2 separate regions of the Homo sapiens genome follow, and region 2 is linked to region 1. Evidence: read pairs that join two places in POLR2A ChIA-PET (ENCODE). Cell type or tissue: OCI-LY7. All regions are shown on one strand. Links, peaks and the distances in the headings refer to the core of each region. The heading gives the core; the rest is flanking DNA.

Region 1 (10,710 bases), core at 1,428-9,427:
CTCCCCAGATATGGAATCTGCCAGTGTCTTGATCTTGGACTTCCCAGTCTCTAGAACTGTTGAGAAATAAATTTCTGTTGCTCATAAGCCATGTAGTCTGAAGTATTCTGTTATAGCAGTCCAAATAGCCTAAGATATATGAATGTAGAGATGTAATATAGAGATATAGATAGGTAAATATATTTGGACCATGAGGAACCAGACTGTGTTTGTGTCCTGGTTCTTAGAGCTTTGTGACCTTGGGCAAATTATTTCATGCCTGGGCCTCTTTTCTTATCCGTGATAATAATAAGTACCTTGGATGGATTCTTGTAAGGATTTACATACGAAGAACCTCGTGAACACAGTAAGTTTTATTGTTATTGTTTAATTTTGTTTCAGGCAGTAATTTTAAGGAAAATATTTTATCTGTTTTACTCAGTTTTCTCACCTGCGCAGGAGAGTTAATACCATCCATTTACGGTAAATAATTACACTGATAAAACAATTATTGTTTCACAGCAGTTGGGTTCTTCTTGCCTGCCACCCAGAAAAAGCCAGTACCCTGAGACAGTAGGAGTTGTAGCAGAGAAAGAGTTTAATAATCACAGGGCAGCTGCATGAGGAGGACGGGAGATAATTCTTAAATCCTACCCATAGAGAATTCAGAGGCTAGGGTTTTTCAAGGATGGTTTGACAAGCAAGGGGCTAGGGAATGAGAAATGCTGCTTTGTTGGGTTGGGGATAAAACCATACGGATGTCAAAACTGTCTTCTTGTGCTGAGTCAGTTCCTCGATGGGGGGTTCACAGGACCACTTGAGTCAGTTTCTTTGTGTGGCTTACCGATTTGGGTGGTACCAGTTGGTCCATTAGAATGCAAAGTCTGAAAAATATCTCAAACACTAGTCTTAGGTTTTACAATAGCAATGTCATCTGTAGGTGTAAATAGGAAAGTTATAAATCTTTTGACCACGGGCTACATGCTTCCTGAGCAGTAAGCAGTTACAAAAAAGCAAGTTATAAAATGATGCCTGGTTAGAGTTTAACTATGCCTACATCTTTATTAATAGAGTTCTGGCCCTTACCATAATTTTAACCTTGTGGCCTTTTATTAGTTCTACAAAAGCAGCTTTGGTCCCTTAACAAGGAGGGGGTTAGTTTTGGGAAAGGACTATTACCATCCTTGCTTTAAAGTTAAACTGTAAACTAAATTCCTCCCATAGTTAGGTTGGCCTGTGTGTAGAAATGAGGAGACAGTTTGTGAGGTTAGAAGCAAGGTGGAGTCAGCTTTGTTAGATATCTCTCACTGTTATAATATTGCAAAGGTGGTTTCATTATCTGTTACCCTCTATGTTGAATTGAGTGCACTGAAAGTTTATTTACCGTGTGCTAAGCATTGTTCTAAGGGTTTTCTGTTTACCATCTCTCCTCAAATTCTCATAAAACAGTCAGAAAAGGAACTAAAGAGAAAAATATCAAACTTTTTGAATATATTCCTTGCCATATGAAACTTTATCCAAGTGGTCTTATGTATTGAACCTCCCCTCTAAACATTTAATTTCTTCTCTAATAGGGAAGAATCTTTTCATTCAACAGATACCTATTGAGTACAGTGTTTTGAGTATTGAGACACTGTTCTAGGCACTAAAGAAACAATGGTGCGTAGAACAAAGTCCCTGCCCTCTTGGACTTTACATTTTAGTGGGCGGGGGAAATGACAGATTACAGATATTTTATGATAGTAGCAATAAGGACTAAAAAGAGCAATAAAGCTGTGTAAGAAAGGGATATATGAGTGCTGTATCAGATAGGGTGGTTAGGAAGGGTCTCTGACAAAGGGATGTACACACATATACTGGGCAACATAGTGAGACCCTGTCTCTACAAAACTAAAAATGTTAGCCAGAGTGGTGGCACATGCCTGTAATCCCAGCTACTTGGGAGGCTGAGATGGAAGGATCATGTGAGCCTGGGAGATCAAGGCTGCAGTAAGCTATGATTGCACCACTGCTGTCCAGCCTGAGCAGCGACAGAGTGAGACCCTGTCTCAAAAAGAAGAAATGGACTAAACATTTTCTTATTTTTCTTTTTTCTATGGGCAAATAAAGCTGAGACTAGAAGAGACAAATATGATGGAATAGTTTTTTTTTAAATTCAGTATCCTTCACAGGAAGCAGATATAGAAAGCCTTCATTTTTAGAGAAGGTGCTATAGAGAAAACACCAAGGTCACTGACTGTCCCACAAGCTTTATTTGACCATTCTCACCAAGCCACCTCTGGGTGCTTCCTCATTCTTCAGTCCTCTTTTTGCCCTGTCTAGCCTCTGTAGGGATTTGAGTTGGGGAATCCTGATGCAAGTTATAATTTTGAATCTCACTCCTCTGAGCTGCGGGCCTGTGTTTCCAGTTGCTTTCTAAGTATCTTCCCTTAATGTTCAGAAGGCATCTCAAATTCAACTCAACTTCAAATTATGCTCATTATTTTTTTTACTGAACTTTGAATCTATAAAGAACAGTTCTTTTGGCTTATACATTTTGAACTCTTCCCTGCCAAACACAGTGTCTGACTCATAATCAGAATTCAAAATATGTTGAAGGAAGGAAGGACCCAGTGAATGAACATACAAGCCAACCTCTTCCTGTGAAGCTGTCATTTAGTACTAGACTGCCCTACTTTTTAATAACTTCCATAAGATTACTATTCTACTTTAAGTACTAAATCATGAGTTTTTATAACCATGTAACTATATGTATTGTTTTATTCCTCTTAGGATATAGTAGTTAGGAGTAGTTTTACATGCTTTGTGGTTTTTAAAATTCATTTATGTAACTTTTTTATTTGTTCACTTTCATTTTGTTAACTCCCTGACATGAACCTTGCTAGTAGTCTCAAATAAAGCAGTATGATTTACAAGGTCCAAGATTACTAGCATCAAATCAGATTTGATCAAAAACATTTATTGCTCTATATCTGTTAGTAACAATACAGCAGGAATTATGTTCACTTTATTCCCAGTTGCAGCCTGATAACCAACTACACTGATAACCAGCTGCAGCCTAGCCAAGGTACAAGGACTTGGTGGGTCTTTGTTTTATTTCTAGGATAAAGACACAGTCTCTCTATCCCGTGCTCCTCAGGCCTTGGATCTGGGTAGCCTGCTTCAGTTTACTATTTAGTGCATCTTTCCTCCAACCATCTAATTATAGTTCGGAGGCTCATCCAGACACTTCATTTTCTAGGGGATGGGGTAAACTTCATGGATGGGTTTTTGGAGACCTGGTTAATTAAGCATCTTGCACCACATTGTTGGGTACTCAGTCTGTCTGTGTCTGTCTGTCTGTCTCTCTTTCTCGCTCTCTCTCTCTCCCTCTCCCGCCCTCCCTCTCCCCCTCCCGCCCCCACCTCATTAGTGTATGGTCACAGTTACTGATCACAGTTACTCTTCCTGTACTTATTCCAGTTTCATGGATTTTCGGCCCCTGCATTCCCAAAGTGAAAATACGTACCTATATACCTGTATTTTATGGACAGAAAGATACTTAGTGCTTACACATAGTAAAAACAGGTGATCATAAAGAAACTAGAACATGGAGTGTGTATCTTAATATAATATGTAGGTATTTGTCATAAGCATCTGTGCGTCTATGTTATTTACATTTAAATCATGAAAGAAACACCATTCTCTAGAATCTTTTTCTAGAATTTCATGTACTTTATAACTGATAGACACTGTTAAATCTTTGTTTCAATGGATTTTTAAAAATCATCTCCTTCTGTATTTGTTTAAAATATACCAAGGTACAATATTTTATTTTCCTCTGCACAGCTTTCTACTTTTTTAAGAGATGGAGGATATCTTAGAAACTTTGTAATCTACTTTATTTTATAGGTGAAGGAAGTGGTTTATTTTAATGTAGTATAACCTATAGTATATAACGTTATTTGCATTTTTTACAAAAATATTTACATAAACATTGACTAATACTAAATCTGGGTTTACCATGGCATAGCCTTTGTAAACTGGGCTTCACATTCAAATAACACAATGTTTTAAATGACCACCATTCTCTTCATAAGACCTTCATTCTACATGCAAATTATATTTGTATAGCCAAGCAAATGCAAAGCATCACTATGAGTTTATTAGTAGCAAGTTATTTTTAAATTCAATTAATTTTTTCTAAATATAGGTTAGCTTACCCAAATAAACACCCTTTGTTTTCTGTTATCTAAATAAATTGATTTAGCATCTTTCTTTTCTAGGTTGGGAGTGGGTTCCTTGGGAAGAACTACCTCCCCTGGACCAGCTTTTCTGGGGACTGCGTTGTTTAAAAGAACAAGGCTATGATCCATTTAAAGAAGATCTGAACCATCTGGTGGGATACAAAGGAAATCATCTCTAGGTGGCCGAGAAGATTTGATTTTCTTTAAAAAGACAAGAATAAGGTCTGGTTAGGGAATGAAAAATGTATACATTTCGGAACAACTCCATTTTATCTAAAAAAGTTCTTGTGATTGCCAGTTTATTTGCAGTCTCTTAATGTATCCCCCACTCTTTCAGCCAGTACTTGAGAAAATTTTTCTGAAATATGTCATTGAATTGTATTCCAGACACAGAATACATGATAAATACTGATATTATGGGTAATCTGCTTTCCATATTTACCTATGATATTTACTGTGCAGTTTGTCATTACTAGCTTGCATGGAGTAGGATGCAGTCAAATTTGCCTTAGTGTTTCTGTTCAAATAGAGACCTGAATTCAAATATTGTAGTTTAGGTTCAAACAGAGTATGGCTGTTGCAAAATTTACCAAATTTGTTGATTACCTCTTTTATTAAAGAAATGTTGGGGAGAGGGTAATATATTGTGACAATTTTTGCAACTTACAGGGAATAGGACAGGTCATTAGGGTGTATTTCCCAGGTTTCCAATTGAGAATCTAAACCAAGAGAAGTGAGACAAACCATCTAATATCTGTATCATGCTATTAATAGGCTGTGATGTTGAGTTTCTCACTTACTCTTTCTGAGGTCCAGGGTCCTTATATGAAGAGATTCATATATATGAAGAGATTCGTCTAGAGCAGTGGTTGTCAAAGTGTGGTCTGGGGGGGCCTCAAGAGCCTTTCAAGGGTATTCTAGGTCAAAGCTGTTTTTATAACACTAAGACATCATTTCACTATTTATAGCTTTTCCTTTTTTTTATTTGAGAAGGAGTCTTGCTCTGTTGCCCACATTGGAGTGCAGTGGCACGATCTCAGCTCATTGCAGCCTCCGCCACCTGGGTTCAAGCAATTCTCCTACCTCAGCTTCCCGAGTAGCTGGGATTATAGGCACCCACCACCACACCTGGCTAATTTTTGTATTTTTAGTGGAGACGGGGTTTCACCATGTTGGCCAGGCTGGTCTGGAACTCCTGAGCTCAAGTGATCTGCCCATCTCAGCCTCCCAAAGTGCTGGGATTACAGGTATGAGCCACAACGCCCAGCCATCATTTATCTTTTTCACTCATTTTTTCATGAGTATGCAGAGGAGTTTTCAAGAGGCTATCTGGTGTGATATTGTAATAGGCTGAATGCAAAAGCAGATACAAGATTCCAGCTTTCGTCTGTCATCAGACATTGAAGAGATTTGGAGAAATGTAAAGCAGCAGTACTCTTCTCACTAATTTTTGTTGTGGTTAGTTAGAAAAATGGTTATTTTTAGTGGGTTTTAATATGTGAAAAAAATAAAATTAGCTATTTGCCAAAAATGTTTTTATGTGTTTATATATACTTGGTTCTTGTTACTTGCAAATGATTAATAAAAATTTTAAGAAATTTCTCAGTTTTCATTTCTATATGATAAATATTTCTAGATAAAACCATACAAAAACAAAATCTCTTTGTGGTCCTTGGTAATTTTTAAGAGTACAAAGGGATCCAAATTTTTGCCAGATTAGGCCAAAAGCTCACATTTTTAATTTTGAGCGCACTTCTGTGAAATCCTGTGCTTCTCTTAGAGTTGATTACCTTTGAATTTTGCTCTTTCAAAAGACCCCAGTACTATCATAATACTTGCTAAGGAATCTTTTTCCAGTGAGTATCATTTTTTAAGTTCTTTCTTGTTTGCTTTTTCAAAATTATATATGTACATTGTATAATTTGTCATGTAGAAATCTCATTTTCTTTTTTTTTCTGAGACAGGGTCTCACTCTGTCAACCAGGCTGGAGTGCAGTGGTGCAATCTCGGCTCACTGCAACCTCCAGCTCCCAGGCTCAAGGGATCCTCTTGCCTCGGCCTCCTGAGTACCTGGGATTACAGGTATGGTATGCACCACCACGCCCAGCTAATTTTTGTATTTTTAGTAGAGATGGTTTCACCATGTTGCCCAGTTGATCTCGAACTCTTGACCTCAAGTGATCTGCCCACCTTGGCCTCCCAAAGTGCTGGGATTACAGGCATGAACCACCACGCCCTGCCCATATTTTTGATGTTAGATGCATGATTTTGAAATGTTTGAAGAGCTCAAATATAATAAGTGTGTATGTATGCCTTGTTCTTTGGATATATGGATTAATTTCACACTAATTTTTCTACTCCTATTTGATTATTCCATGTCCTTCTGTTGCTTGCTTCCTCATTTTACTTAATTTCAGTAAAATTCAGTCCCTCAGTTGACTGAATCCCTGTCCCTGGCTTCTCCTAAGTGATAGACATGTGAAGCTTGATAAGAAAGCAGGCGAGCTTATGGATTAAATCCTTTCATAGGTTTATCTCAACTACAGTTCATTGGTAATTCATTAAGATATCTCTTTATGTTAGTACTTATCCATGCAGATATTTTATAGCTTCAAAAACTCATCACAAGGCCTGGCACAGTGGCTCACACCTGTAAACCCAGCACTTTGTGAGGCTGAGGTGAGAGGATTGCTTGAGTTCAGGAGCTCAAGACCAGCCTGGGCAACACAGGGAGACCCTGTCTTTATGAATAATTTAAAAATTAGCCAGGCATGGTGGCACATGCCTGTGGTCCCAGCTACTTGGAAGGCAATGACAAACTCATTGAAAGCTTGTGAGGTTTGTTTGTTTGTTTTTTAACTCAACCAACTTGACATGAAATGTGTTTCAATGGAAAGAAAAAACTAACCAGGAGTTTTATTCATAGGAAAAGGTAAAAAGGTAAGAATTCCATATTAATTAGAAGGGGATTGTGTGTACATCAGCACTTAATGTGCTCAGGTGGCATTCAGTGACAACTCAGTAATTAGGAAATATTTCTTTAAATAAGTCAATGAATGAAGCAGGATTTAGAACTGTTAAGAAAGCAGTTAATGCCTGGATGGTTTGAGTATTGCCTTTAATAGAAAAAAAACTAAAGCTGACTAGCAACATTCTCATAAAACTAAATGTCAGCTAGAGTTCCGGAAGTGTACTTTACTGCCAGGTTGCTGGGAGGGAAATATCTTTTCGTCTATTTGCTGGACCAACCCTGAGGTGTCATCTGTCCCAGGATAGGCAAGTGCTCCTATACTGACTCTGGCAACACCTTACCAAAAGTCTTCCCAGTGGAGCCTGAGGTGAATTCGGCCTCTTTCCGATCCACTTGGAGGAGTCACTTCTTTGTTATCTTGACTGCCAGCTTCCCAAACAAGGCAAATACTTTTAGGTGAAATAGTCTCTTCTTTGTGGCACGAAATGATCACAATAAATGGAGATTGTGGGAGAAAGCAAGCTCAGGGAATCATTCATATAAGAGAAGACATCCAAAGTCTTCTTTCAACATAAAATCATATATTGAAGCTGCCTCTGTTTTTAGTAATTATTTATGTTGTACGCAGATGTCTGTGCTGCACTTGAGTAGTTTTTTTGTTTTTGAGATGGAGTTTCACTCTTGTTGCCCAGGCTGGAGTGCAGAGGCACGATCTCGGCTCACCGCAACCTCCGCCTCCCGCGTTCAAGCAGTGCTCCTGCCTCAGCTTCCTATTTGGGTTTACAGGTGCCCACCACCACGTCCAGCTAGTTTTTGTATTTTCAGTATAGATAGGGTTTCTCCATGTTAGTCAGGCTGGTCTTCCGACCTCAGGTGATCTGCCTGCCTCGGCCTCCCAAAGTGCTATGATTACAGGCATGAGCCACCGCGCCCAGCTGAGTAGTTTTATAAAAAGTGAAAATTAAAGGTAACAATGTGCATTGTGTTCCACATCTTCCATTTTATGTACTTCAATAAATTAAAAGTATAAATTAATACTTAAGGTTCTCCAAAACATCTAATTTTTCATCTATTGTGTGCCAAGTCGTATGATAAGGACTTTACAATATTTGTACTGTCAGTTAAACCTACCACACTTCCTTAAATTCCCATTCCAGACTTTTTCTCATTTTCATGTTCAAAATGTTTAAATAGGCCAGGCACAGTGGCTCATGCCTGTAATCCCAGCACTTTGGGAGGCCGAGACAGGTGGATCACCTGAGGTCAGGAGTTCAAGACCAGCCTGGCCAATATTGTGAACCCCTGTCACAACTGAAAATAGAAAAATTAGCCGGGTGTGGTGGTATGCACCTGTAGTTTCAGCTACTCAGGAGGCTGAGACGGGATAAGTGCTTGAACCTGGGAGGAGGAGGTTGCAGTGAGCCAAGATCACACCACTGCACTCCAGCCTGGGGGACAGAATGAGACTCTGTCTCAAAACAGAAAAGAAAGAAATGTTTAAATAGCCAGGCACAGTGTAATCCCCACACTTTGGGAGGCCAAGGCCAGAGGATCACTTGAGCACAAGAGTTTGAGACCAGCATAAGCAACATAGTGAGACCCTGTCTCTACAAAAAGTTAAAGATTAGCTAGGTGTGGTGGAGTTGGTGGGACATGGTGGTGCTTGCCTGTAGTCCCAGCTCCTTGGGAGGCTGAGGTGGGAGGATTGCTTGAGCCCAGGATATCGAGGCTACAGTGAGCTATGATCCCACCACTGCATTCCAGCCTGGGCGACAGAGTGAGACCCTATCTCAAAAAATAAAATATTTAAATATTTGGCTTTTTGCATAATAATATTGGTTAATAACGTTGTATTCAATCATGTATCACTCTTCATTTTGTTTATCAGATCAATTCGTGGGCAAAAGCAACATAGTAGCAAGTAAGCCAAACTTTTCACGAACTTCAGTTTGGCTTGATACTTGTTATTTTTGATAACAAGACTTATTTTTGATAACTTGATACTTTTTGTTTTCCTTCATAGATTCACTTTCTACCTATTCTTGGATGACTCCCCAAACAATATTATCTACAGCCCAGATGTTTCTAAGCTCCAGGCCCCACCGCACACCAGGCATCTCTACTTGATTGTCCACATCCTTCTGGCTTGCTGTGTTTCAGACTGAACTTCCTCCTATTCTTCTCAGAGAAGGGCTCTACCATCTGCTGAATTGCTCAAATTTGATTCCCTTCCCCGCATCCAGCAGTTGCTCTTTCTTGTCCATTCTGTTTCTTGTCTCTTGAATCCACCCCCATCACATGGTCCCACCTGCCTCTCCCCTAGGCCAGGCCCGTGCCACCTTTTCCCCAGACTCTTCCTGCAGCTTTACTCCGCCAATCAACTGAATGGCTTATTTTTATTCTTGTGGTAAAATACACGTAACATAAAACTTACCATCTTAACCCTCCAATTCATTTTTGACATTACTCCTGGAGTGACTTTTCAAAGCATAAATTTAGTTATGTCTCATCTTCCCAAACGTCTTTGGAAGTTCCCATCACCTGTAGAATAAAATCCCTAACCTGACGTATGAGCTTTCCTAATTTCCCTGGACTAATTTTCTCATTATATCACACCCTGCTGTTGCACCCTGCACTCTCAGCATCTTTGTGCTTCATCCAGTGCAACAGGCTGGTTCCTACCTCCTTGCCAGTGCGCCTGCAGCTCCTTCTGAACTGAATGCGACACCCACCTTCAATGTGCCTTAACAGATCCTTACTAGTTTTTCGTACCTTAGTTCAAGGTTCCTTCCTCTGTGAAACCTGGACTCACCCAATTGGACCTTGACATATCTCACCTTACACCATTTCTACTGTATGTTGACTTCAGAGGTAGCGCTTGATTTCATAAGGCCCTAGGCTTAAATGAGACATGTCACAAGTTGTGTTCTTCCAAAGCCGCCCATTTTTGTCTTTTTGAATAGCATGGTTTAAATTTCTAATGGGTTGAATTCACCTCTGATGCATTTGTGAAGCAATAAGTTAAATTCTGCAGATAAAATGCCCGCAAGTCAGCCTCCTCCTTCAAAATGGCTGAAGACAAGTATACATCAATATTGTAGTTTTCATAAGTGCTATTCATGTGAATGAAAAGGAAATATGTTCACCTTTCAGGGATCACATGTGACTCTGGAAGGGTATTTTCTGTGGCTGAGCACAGCTTTGATTATTTGAGGATTTAGGTCTGATGCATCTGATAAGGCTGCCAGTACTTGTATATTATGGAAGATGTCATGTTGATTTCTATTGATTGCTTGTCTCCCCAGTAGAAAGTAAACTCCTTTAGACTAAAGACCATGTCTTTCTATTATATACCTAGCAGCCAGAGTGGTAACTGCTAATGCTAAATGCCTAATATATACTAGCTGAATGAAAAAAGTGACCTTTTAGTATTTCTTTTTCTTAACTTTTTCTTTTTCTGGGTCAGAAAGAAAACAAGTAGTATTGAGGATCCTCAGAATAGGAAATGCAAATACTGCATTCCAATTATTGGCA
Region 2 (10,710 bases), core at 1,775-9,774, 110 kb after region 1:
AGGCAGAGGTTGCAGTGAGCCGAGATCGTGCCACTGTACTCCAACCTGGGCGACAGAACAAGACTCTGTCTCAAAGAAGAAGAAGAAAAAAAAAAGGTTAAAAAAGGCAAGAGACAGATTGCTCTACTCTAAAGCTATCAAAGAGACACACATTGCTGCTGACACCTTGATTTAGCCTAATGAGACCCACATCAGGCTTCTGACCTCCAGAACTGCAAGATAATAAATTTGCATTGCTTTAAACCACTAAATTTCTAGTAATTTTTTTTTTACAGCAGAAACAGGAAACTAAAACCCATGACCAAGTTCTCAAATTTTGTTTTTTGTTAGAATGCAAGGAAAGGAAAGTAGAACTTAAAAGTCTGGCAGATTCTCCTTTTTGTTGCAAGGCCCTGCAAGTCACCCCAATATTTTACTTTTCTTCTCTTTAATAGACAAAGAAAATTGTGTATCTAAGGTGACCGGGCTCATTTATCAGGCCAAGTTTTTAGCACAGTATGATAGGATTGTGGTAAGATCCAGGATCCATATTTTAAAAATCTCCCTAGGCATCTCTAATATGCAGCCAGGTTTGCAAACCACTGGTCTACAATTTAAATTCTAACCAACATAATTACGACGTGGCTGCATTCCTAGAGAATGAGTACCGGTGGGTTATCATTAATCTGGGAGGACAGAACACAGGTGATGAAGATTCTCATTCTGTGACCTGCAGCATGGAATGGCCAGCATGTGAATTCAATGTGAATGTGGCACCAAATGGAAAACAGGAGGAGGAGGGCATTTTAATTCACTAATGAGGGTTGTTAGGACGGACAGTTTATTGATTCTCAGGGCAGGTGACAGCAGACTGAGGAGGTGCCAGATGAGTTGCTGGGAGTTGAATGCAGTTCAGAGAAGGCAAATGCAGGATAATATACCGTCTGTAACAGGGAAGGACACAGCACAATAACTGGCAGGGCTGGGGAAGACCTTGCAAAATTAGAAAAGTGTCCAGAGACAAGGTCAGTGCTGCAGAGTAGGGGGTGTGAGGGGATGCAGGAGGGCCACTGGCGTGGGCCTCCATTCACATATGTCCTGAAATTTAGACTCCTGACATCTCTCAATATCTGATAAGGTGTTTGTTAATGTAAAAACATGCAAAGCATGCCAGTTTAATAATTTCATTTTTGCATCGTTTCCTTTGTTAATGTATGGGGAGCCTGAAAACATGAGGCTAGTGGCCCAGATGTCTCAACTTCAAAAGTCCATGGTGGCTCACAAGATCCATTCAGCCCTGCAGTTTATGAAGCAATCCTAAGTGGACCCCCATAGGATATTTTTGGAAGGACACACCAAGAACAGTGAGGGTCTCTAGTGATCTGGGCCAGGAGAGTTGGAATCCAGAGAGGAAAAGAGATTTACTTGTTTTTTTTCCTAAATACAATTTTAATAGATCCTATTTTTGTTTTCCTCTTTTCCTCCCAGAGTTATACATGCCTTTAATCCAAAATGTCAAACAAGTCTTGTTATTAAAAAAAATAGCAGTCCTTTAATCTCTCCTCCCCATTTTCTACACTTTAACCTTTTAGATAATTCTTTTGGTATTTACTTTCAGGTGTCTACATTAACATGCTTGAAATACTGTTCCTTGATTTTTCAACTATAGCCATTATCTATAGATAATGGGTAGAAGATTAGGATTTGGTGTCTTTCCTCCTGCTGTCCCAGTGGGATACACTTATCCTTCCCCATCTCCCATCCTTCCAACAGAATTATGTTGTAATGCTGGTAACGTGAATGTTCAATGTGTATGTTAGAGCAATAGTCACAGCTAAGCCATATAGTAAACTATGACCACTTTCTCTTTTCTGAACACCTTTTTTTTCTTTGAGACAGGGTTGCTCCTGGAGCTAATAACTGTTTTGGTTTTCGTTTGCTTCATTTTCTGTGTACAGTATTTATATTTTCTATTGGTCTATGTCTGCTGTCAAGGCATTCAGAATTTTCAGATAGTCTAATAATTTCACCAGTCTCCTAAAAAAAACTCTCCCATAGCCTTATAGAATATGCTCTAACCCGCACCTGAGACATAGCTCTCATCTTGGAATCTCCCTTCACCAGCATCCCAGAGATTCTCTTGCCTTGTTCCTGTTTAAACTTCAGAGTCCTCTTTCTTAGTTTATTATTTTGACATATGTTTGGGGACATCCTAAGGCAGGGACATGGAATATAAATTCTCGAGAAGTTGGATGTCAGAAAATGTTTATTTTTACTCTACTCTGACACTTGATGGATTCTTTGGGCCAAGTATAGAATTCTAGAGTGGAAACAATTTTTCTTGAGAATTTTGAAAGCCATTCCAATCTGGCCTTCAGGGTTGCTATTGAGAAGTCTGATGCCATTCTGATTTGTCATCCTTTAGGTAGGACTTGTTTGCTCCTCCTCTTTGGAAGCCTGTAGCACCTGTTCTTTGTCCTCACTGTTTTGAGATATCACACTGGTGTGCCTTAGCGTCAGTCTATTCTCTTTGTGCTGGCATTTGGTGGCCCTTTCATTCCAAAAATGCATGCTTGTTAGTTGTGGGAAATTATTTCTTTAATGACTTTCACTCCTCTGGTTTCTCTGTTCACTCTTTTTGGAAATCCTATTTGCAATATTAAACCTTCTGTTCTGTTTTCCTGATTTTCCTTTCTTTTTTTTTTTTTTTTTTTTTGAGACAGAGTCTCGCTCTGTCGCCCAGGCTGGAGTGCAGTGGTGCAATCTCGGCTCACTGCAACGTCTGCCTCCCAGGTTCAAGCAACTCTCATGCCTCAGCCTCCCAAGTAGCTGGGATTACAGGTGCCTGCCACCAAGCCCAGCTATATTTTCCTGATTTTCTTGTATTTCCTTTCGTTTGTCCTTCTGTTTTCTCTTTTGCTCTAATTTCAGAGAGATTTGCTTTTCTTTATTTTCTAACTCTTATTGAATTTTTAATTTTGTTATCATATTTCTAATTTCCAAGAGCTCTTATGTGTTCCCTGAATGCTCCTTTTACTAATGTTATATTCCTTTTTGATGGTTATATGTCTTACCTCTGAGGATATTAATCAGAGGATATTTGACATTTTCTTCAACCTGTACAGTCTCTCTTTCCTTGAAGTTGCTTTTTCCTATTCATCTTGGTCTCTGTTTTTCATGTGAGAGGTTTTCCTCAGTGCCTGTTAAACCTTGATTATCTGTTAATATTTAAGAATGGAGCTAAAAAGCTGAGTAGATATTTTGAACCAATAGGGCCTTGTTGGCCAGAGGCTCCACGACACGTTCTGGCTGGGTTATCTGGCTAAAGGACCCACACAGCACTGCCTTTAAATTTTCACTCTTGGGGAGATCAAATTCCCCTTAGAAGACTCTTCCGGGCTCATGCTCAAAGGATATAATTCTGGCCACCACATCATGGGAGCTCACTGGGGAAAGAGCAGTGGGTCTCAGTGTCTGTCCACTTAATTTCTCGGTTTCCAGCACAGCACCCAGCCCTCATCTCTGCCCAGTGTCCTCCTATCTGTGGACCTTCTGTTATAGACTCTGCGGTGCGGACAGGCTACCGGCCTGGTTGTGCAGAGAGGGGAGGGACCTGAGAGTCAAACTGCTTCCTAAACAGACTTTGAACCACTCCTAGTTTTAGGAGGCCCCACATCACTTCCAGGAACCTGGCGCTGCCAATTCCTGAGCCTTTGTGGGATTCTGGTTGGTTTCTCAAATTTCCTCACTGCTGACTTAGGATTCAGTTTTCCTAGGTCTGTTGTATTGTTGGCCACACTTCTTACTTTCTAGCTTTCAAAATATTGTTGCTATGGGGAGTTGAAAAAAAATGTTGTTGCTATCATTTCTTCCCTTTTTATCAGAAAGATAAAAAATGCCAAATGCCAGCACAAAGAGAATAGACCCACACTAAGGCACACCAGTGTGATAGCTCAAAACAGTGAGGACAAAGAACAGATGCTACAGGCTTCCAAAGAGGAGGAGCAAACAAGTCCTACCTAAAGGATGACAAATCAGAATGGCATCAGACTTCTCAATAGCAACCCTGAAGGCCAGATGTGTGTGTCTGTGTGTGTGTTTTGTTCTCCATCTGCACCTGGAAGTTGGGAGATTTACTTATCACTCTTTAATTTTTTCTGTTGTTTTATTGTTTAATCAATGTTTTAGTTACAAACTATTAATTATCGCAAATTGTTTCACATTTTTTTTTTTTTTTTTTTTTGAGATGGAGTTTCTCTCTGTTACCCAGGCTGGAGTGCAATGGCGCAATCTCAGCTTACTGCAACTTCCCCCTGCCGGGTTCAAGCGATTCTCCTGCTTCGATTCTCCTGCTTCAGCCTCCTGAGTAGCTGGGATTACAGGTGTGTGCCACCACACCCAGCTAATTTTTGTATTTTTAGTAGAGACGGGGTTTCATTATGTTGGTCAGGCTGGTCTCAAACTCTTGACCTTGTGATCCGCCCACCTCAGCCTCCCAAGGTGCTGGGATTACAGGCGTGAGCCAAGTGCCTGGCAAGAATTGTTTTGCTTTTTAAGATAATCTAGTTCATTTTTTTCAAAGCAGCTATGAGAGTATAGCATGTAAAAACTGCAAAATAATGATCAGCCTTTAAGGCTTTGAGTGGTTCCCAAGTGCTGAGCTCTGTCATATCTGCATGTATCTGCATGTATGTGCATGTATATTTACAAAGGAGACAGCTGTGGCTGACATGGAGAAGGTAATGTACCCACAAATTGTGACACAAGACCAATAAAAAATAATACAGCTATAAGCAGGAAATGAAGTAGGTCACAATGAGTCATCATCCGTTGTGTGAAATTTCTTAGGTTATTGTTACCTCAGCCCAGAGAAGAGTTTTCAATTCAGTTGCACACGAGTTATCCCACTTATAATGAATCTTCTGAAGCCATTAGTTGTTTCCTAATTTTTTGATTGTACATCCTTATAAGAAAAACATTTCAGCATACCCTCAAATATGTAAATGTATTTATTTGCAGGTTATACATGTCATATCAATATCAGTACAATACTAACATCCAAATAAGTAGAGATTTTTTTAGAGGATGCAATAGAAAATAAAATTAGAAGTTCTAATATTTTCCTTGAGTACCTCAGTGGATCATCTTAAACACCATGGAATTTTCCACCACGATGAATATCCAAACACTTAGACAAGGTTTTTGAAAGACTCCTACTCAGACCCTACCGAGGCATTCTGAATCAGAACTTCTGAGGGTAAGGCCCTAATGAGACAGCCAAACGCCAAGGCAGATAAAAAGGGGTCCCCGGAGAATCTCTAACCCTCCCCACAGGTGTTTACATCAGATGTTTTTGTGCAGACGAAGGAACTTGCCCAGGGCCTTGTCTGAGCATGCCCACATGAGCCCTGGGGGAGCAGGGTGGAGTCACAGGCAGGGGGAGGAGCCCTGGGATTCAATCTGTGAAGTGGGGAGCCTGTTTTCGCTTTGCTGAGGTTTTTTTTCATTTTTCCCTTTTCACCCAATAAAATCCTGCTCTATTCACCCTTCAATGTGTCCACGTGCCTAATTTTCTTGGTCATGTGACAAGAACCTGGTTTTAGCTAAACCAGGAGCAAAATTCTAAAACACTAGCAAGGACATTTTGAAAAAGTTTCCCTGCTGATTCCCATGTGCACCTTTGGTTTAAAAATACAATTCTAAAGATACAAGAATTAGAACCCCTAAAGGCCAGGTGCAGTGGTTCACGCCTGTAATCCCAGCACTTTGGGAAGCCGAGGCGGGCGGATCATGAGGTCAGGAGTTCGAGACCATCCTGACCAACATGGTGAAGCTCCGTCTTTACTAAAATACAAAAATTAGCCCAGTGTGGTGGCGGGTGCCTGTAATCCCAGCTACTCGGGAGGCTGAGGCAGGGGAATTGCTTGAACCCGGGAGGCAGAGGTTGCAGTGAGCCAAGATCGCGCCACTGTACTTCAGCCTGGGCGACAGAGCCAGACTCCATCTCAAAAAAAAAAAAAAATTAGAATCCCTAAAACACTGAACATAGTAGTCAAATGGCTACTGAATGCAAAGATCAGTCAATTAACTCTGGGAAATGTATAGTTCAACAGATTATCTGGATCATCATGTGCCTCAAAAAACATTGTGCTCTCCTCCCAACTCCATATTTTTCTTCCTCTGACTCTGTCCTTTCCTTTCTATTTTATTAATTTATTATTATTATTATTTTTTGAGATGGAGAGCTCTCTAAGTTGCGCAGGCTGCTCTCAAATGATCCTCCTGCCTCAGCCTCCCAAGGTGCTGGGATCACAAGTATAAGCCAACATGCCTGGCCTCCCCTCACTTTTAATATAACTTGAACTTTACTATTATATGCATAGATATTCATTATAGAAAATATAGATAAGCAAAAAAGAAGAAAATAAAAATGAATTCATAATTCTACCATTCCAAAATAATGAAAATGTTTACTCATAGCTTTCAATATATTTATGCAAACATGTATTTAAAAGGGAATCGGCCGGGGGCAGTGACTCACGTGTGTAATACCAGCACTTTGGGAGGCCGAGGTGGGCAGATCACCTGAGATCAGGAGTTTGAGACCAGCCTGGCCGACATGGTGAAACCCCGTCTCTACTAAAAATACAAAAATTAGCAGGGCATGGTGGCAGATGCCGGTAATCCCAGGTACTCCAGAGGCTGAGGCAGGAGAATTGCTTGAACCCAGGAGGAGGAGGTTACAGTGAGCCGAGATCGTGCCATTGCACTCCAGCCTGGGAGACAAGAGTGAAACTCCATCTCAAAATATATATATAAATAAATAAATATAAAAGGGAATCATACTGTACATGCCATTTTTAACCTGACTTTCTTCACTGTGTAATTATGTATTTTTTTCCGAGAAAATAAGAATGAAAGCTCTGACAGAGCCAGGAACAGTGGCAAGAGAGCTGATCGGCAAAGAGCAGGTGGTGAGATCAGAAACTCCCCCACTAACCTGCTGAACTGCCATCCTCTCCCTCATATTCTCTTCCCTCTACCTTCTGATCCTCCCTGACTTCATCTCTCTTCCTCTGTTTGCCTTCTACATGCTCTTTCCCTTTCTCTTTTCTTTCACCTTCTACCCTCAATTCTCTCTACTAAAGCAACCAAGGCCTTCAGGACAAGGATTAATATTTAATAGAATTAAACTTCCTGTTAATTTGACAAGGGATGCATAACCAGGAAGCTGGAGTGACAGCTGCACCCTCCTCTGAAGTGGGGATTTTCTGAGCAAGCCCAAGCAAGAGCCCTCTGTTCTTCTACTTTTTTTTTTTTTTTTGAGACAGAGTTTCGTTCTTGTTGCCCAGGCTGGAGTGCAATGGCATGATCTTGGCTCACTTCTCCTGCCTCAGCCTCCCAAGTAGCTGGGATTACAGGCATGTGCCACCATGCCCGGCTAATTTTGTATTTTTAGTAGAGACGGGGTTTCACCATGTTAGTCAGGCTTGTCTCCAACTCCTGATCTCAGGTGATCCACCTGCCATGGCCTCCCAAAGTGGGATTACAGGCATGAGCCACCACACCCAGCCTGAGCCCTCTGTTCTTGATAACTATCTGTTATTTCCACTCGGGAGCCCAAATTAAAGTTCCTTATTTGTCTTAGAAGCAAGGTGCGGCCAGAGGCAGCGGGGTACCCAGGTTGTCAGAGAAGAGCCATGTCAGGAAGATTGCATTTCTGGAATTGAAACCAAGGGAGAGATGGTTGACAGAAGGTGAGGACTGAGAAGGAGGCAGGCATGAAAATCCAGAACAAACCAGCTGTGGAGCTTTCCCACTGGTGTTACAAAACCGGTCACAGAAAACCAGTTCCTCTTGCTTTAGGTGGCAAGAATCTTCTACATGCTGGTTACCTCAACCCCACTGACAAAGACATTTCCACCTGCAATTATTAATCCACTGCTAGTGAGGAAAGTTTTCTGAACTTTGAAAACTTCATTGGGCTGGTGTGAAAGAAAGTAAGCACTTTCTACTACAGTGAAGCCAAATTGTGTTTTTCAGAGGCTGTGGAAAATTATTATTTTCATTAAATGCAAATCATTGCCCTCAAACCAATGACGTTCTTAGGCATGAAATTGTCATTGGCTTTATTAACTAGGAGAGGCTACATTACCCAACTCTCTAAAGGCACTCTGCTGTAGAAGGTTCTAGAAAATGAATGGAAAGTGACTCATTCTCCACCTTCATCCCCAAAACCAAAACTCCCCCTGCAGCAAAACACCCCCTGCAGCAGCAGGAGTTTATGGATCATCCTCAGAGTGGGGGTGTAGCACATGGGCCACTAGATGCTTCAGGGGGCAGCAATTAAGTGCTTCACCAGGGGCATTAGTCACAGTGGGTGGGACCCTCCCTGTCACCCTGCAGAAATGGGAGCCAGAGAAGCTGGTAATAACTGAAGAGAGGGAGGCCCCATCCCCTACAACCTCTCCCTTTTCCCAGCAGCAAGTACTGAATAAGCAGCACTTAGCATATGTACAAGGTCAGAAAGGAGGTGAAAAATAGGGAGAAGGTGTTTTGACATAAATATTTCCAGAAAGGATCTCTTAAGGGAGAGCATCTCTGGCTTATGGCAGAGTTAAAACTTAAAAAAGAAAAAAAAATTATTCGAAAAAAACTAGAAAAAGTTTTCCTCCTCCTCACCCCGAGAAACAAATCTCTACTTGTAGTGGCGCCTGAAGTTTAACCATTAGTGACTCATTCCTTTGTGAACTGCAGGAGACTTGGCATTTAAGAGGTCTGTATTGAAATGCAAATATTTATGAGACCTGCCAATAATTTTCACTAGTATCAGAATCCTTGAGATGACCTTCAAATACAGATTCCTGGTGGCATAGACATGCATAGTTTGTACCCCTAGTCCTCACTACAACCATGACCTTCAGGCAATAGATGGGTTCTCCAGTTCTCTGGCTTCTGATGGGACCCTGATGTAGTTAACTTAAGTTCTTGCTTTTCCAGGTTAGAAAATGATTTCCACTGTGGCGACAGTTTGGCTACCTCAATCAGAACTGACCCTTTATAGTTAAAGATGGAAGCAAAATGGAAAACTGTAAATAGTTGGGCTTTTTAAATTTTGGCATGTCAAAAGGGAGGGCGGCTATACAGGAGTAAACACTGTCACCTTCCTCCACTGAATCCATGGCCCCTTCCTATATCTTGTCTCGTTCTTTTCTCCTTGGTTTCTCTACAATTACATTCTCTTTCTCCTTTTTCTCCTACCCCTCAAGACACAGACATACTAGGAATGCAATCATATTTGTCTTATATGTACTTAATAATTTAGTACTTTCTTTACACAACATGGTGAGAAATAAAATTCTAAGCCCCCAACTGACTGAATGGACCCTCTCTTGGCCAAAGGAGCCCCAAAGAAACCTTGGAAGCTGAATTCATGGCCACAGTCTGACACCTCCTCCCTCGATAAAAGTCATTAGGTTTCCTTCTCGAAGGTCTAAACAGAAACCAGCCCTTTCAACAGACTACTAGCTTGTCTTCCCAGACACAGTACAAAGACAAGATGAGGTTAATGGTTCCTTCATCACTCCCCAAGACCTCTGCTTCCTCTATTCCCTTTTTCTTCAATGCTGGCCTTACCTTGTGTAAAATGTAGATTTTGGGGGCACTAGTTAAGTCTCACAAATACATTCTCATTGGTCTCACTGTCACCCCTCCTCCACCCCTTTTAAAGGAAAATGAATAAATACTAAACCTCCTGAGAATCTCTTTGGAAAAAACAGCCACAGATGCTTCTGTGACTCATGTTTTTTTCCCGGGCACGCCCTCACACTGGCTCAAAACCTGGATGATTTGAATCTTATGCTTCAATCACTCATTTTGGTTTTCAATAGGTTTAATATTTTACTTGAGAATAGAGTCGTGTCAGTGAGCTGGACTTTTTTACTCAATGGGCTTAGCAGCCATGACAGGGGAAAAAGGGTCTTCCCTCTGTTTCATGATGTTAAGAGTGAAGGGATCATTGATCAGGTGCTGAGAGCCACAGGGCCACCTAAAGAGTGTCAGAGGATAATAAGGGTGAGTTGGGGGTTTGAAAAAACAAGACCAAGGACAAGATCCCCCTCCTTCTCAAACTGGCAAAGAACAAGTTAAAATCAGCCCTGACCAGTGAGCCCTGGTTAACAGTCCACCCTGGGGCAGCAGCAAAGACCCCACAGGTTGCTCTCTGCTCATGCCCTCTGTAAGATTTCCTCAGGTGGGGAGGGCACATGGGGCCCAGGGTTATTCTGTAGAGTTGGGACAACCATAATGTACCTCTTCTGCCTGTTGGCCTCCTTTTCCCCACTTCAATACATACAGGTGAAATCAAATGAAAATTAACACCAAGGACCCCACAAAGGGTAAAGAAGCCACTACAAGCCAAGAAAGCAGAGTGTGTGGACAAAAGAAGGGGGGAAGTAAGTCACTCCAGATTCTCTGGGTTGCTAGGTGTAGTTTGGAAGACAAAGTTACTGATATTTTCAAGCTTCAGCTGGCCAAGCCCTCTTCTCCTCTAGGTGGGATGCCTCCATGAGCTCCAACAGGCAGCCTCGCCGACCTCCCAGCTCTGCTCAGTTGCTCAGCACCCCATGGAGAAGGTGAAGCCCATAATGAACACACTGCCCTGGCCACTTACTTCCTCCAACCAAAGAAGCCCTCATCTCCCGGGCCTAGACCATTTCCGGAGACCAGCTT

The links. Peaks named below come from ENCODE experiments on the same cell type or tissue, not always from the same donor. Only the 100,000 strongest peaks of a DNase experiment are listed, where the experiment ranks them.
Region 2: POLR2A ChIA-PET joins it to region 1 with 11 read pairs; 3 of 35 experiments call an interaction of 5 or more read pairs at or near these places.

What each region holds. Positions count from the first base shown.
Region 1 is chr13:48,041,416-48,052,125 of GRCh38, forward strand. NUDT15 (nudix hydrolase 15) reads left to right here. Exons shown (of 3, transcript NM_018283.4): 3 at 4,245-5,806. The coding sequence ends at 4,384. Among named protein-coding and RNA genes, the nearest start is that of NUDT15, 9.0 kb to the left of the region's middle. In OCI-LY7, for the core only: no CTCF peak of the experiment used is centred there; no DNase peak of the experiment used is centred there.
Region 2 is chr13:48,151,305-48,162,014 of GRCh38, forward strand. The region is part of intron 4 of LOC105370198 (a long non-coding RNA gene); the gene reads right to left. Among named protein-coding and RNA genes, the nearest start is that of MED4, 62 kb to the left of the region's middle. RefSeq lists enhancers at 5,311-5,430, 8,401-9,011. In OCI-LY7, for the core only: no CTCF peak of the experiment used is centred there; a DNase peak (open chromatin) is centred at 5,387.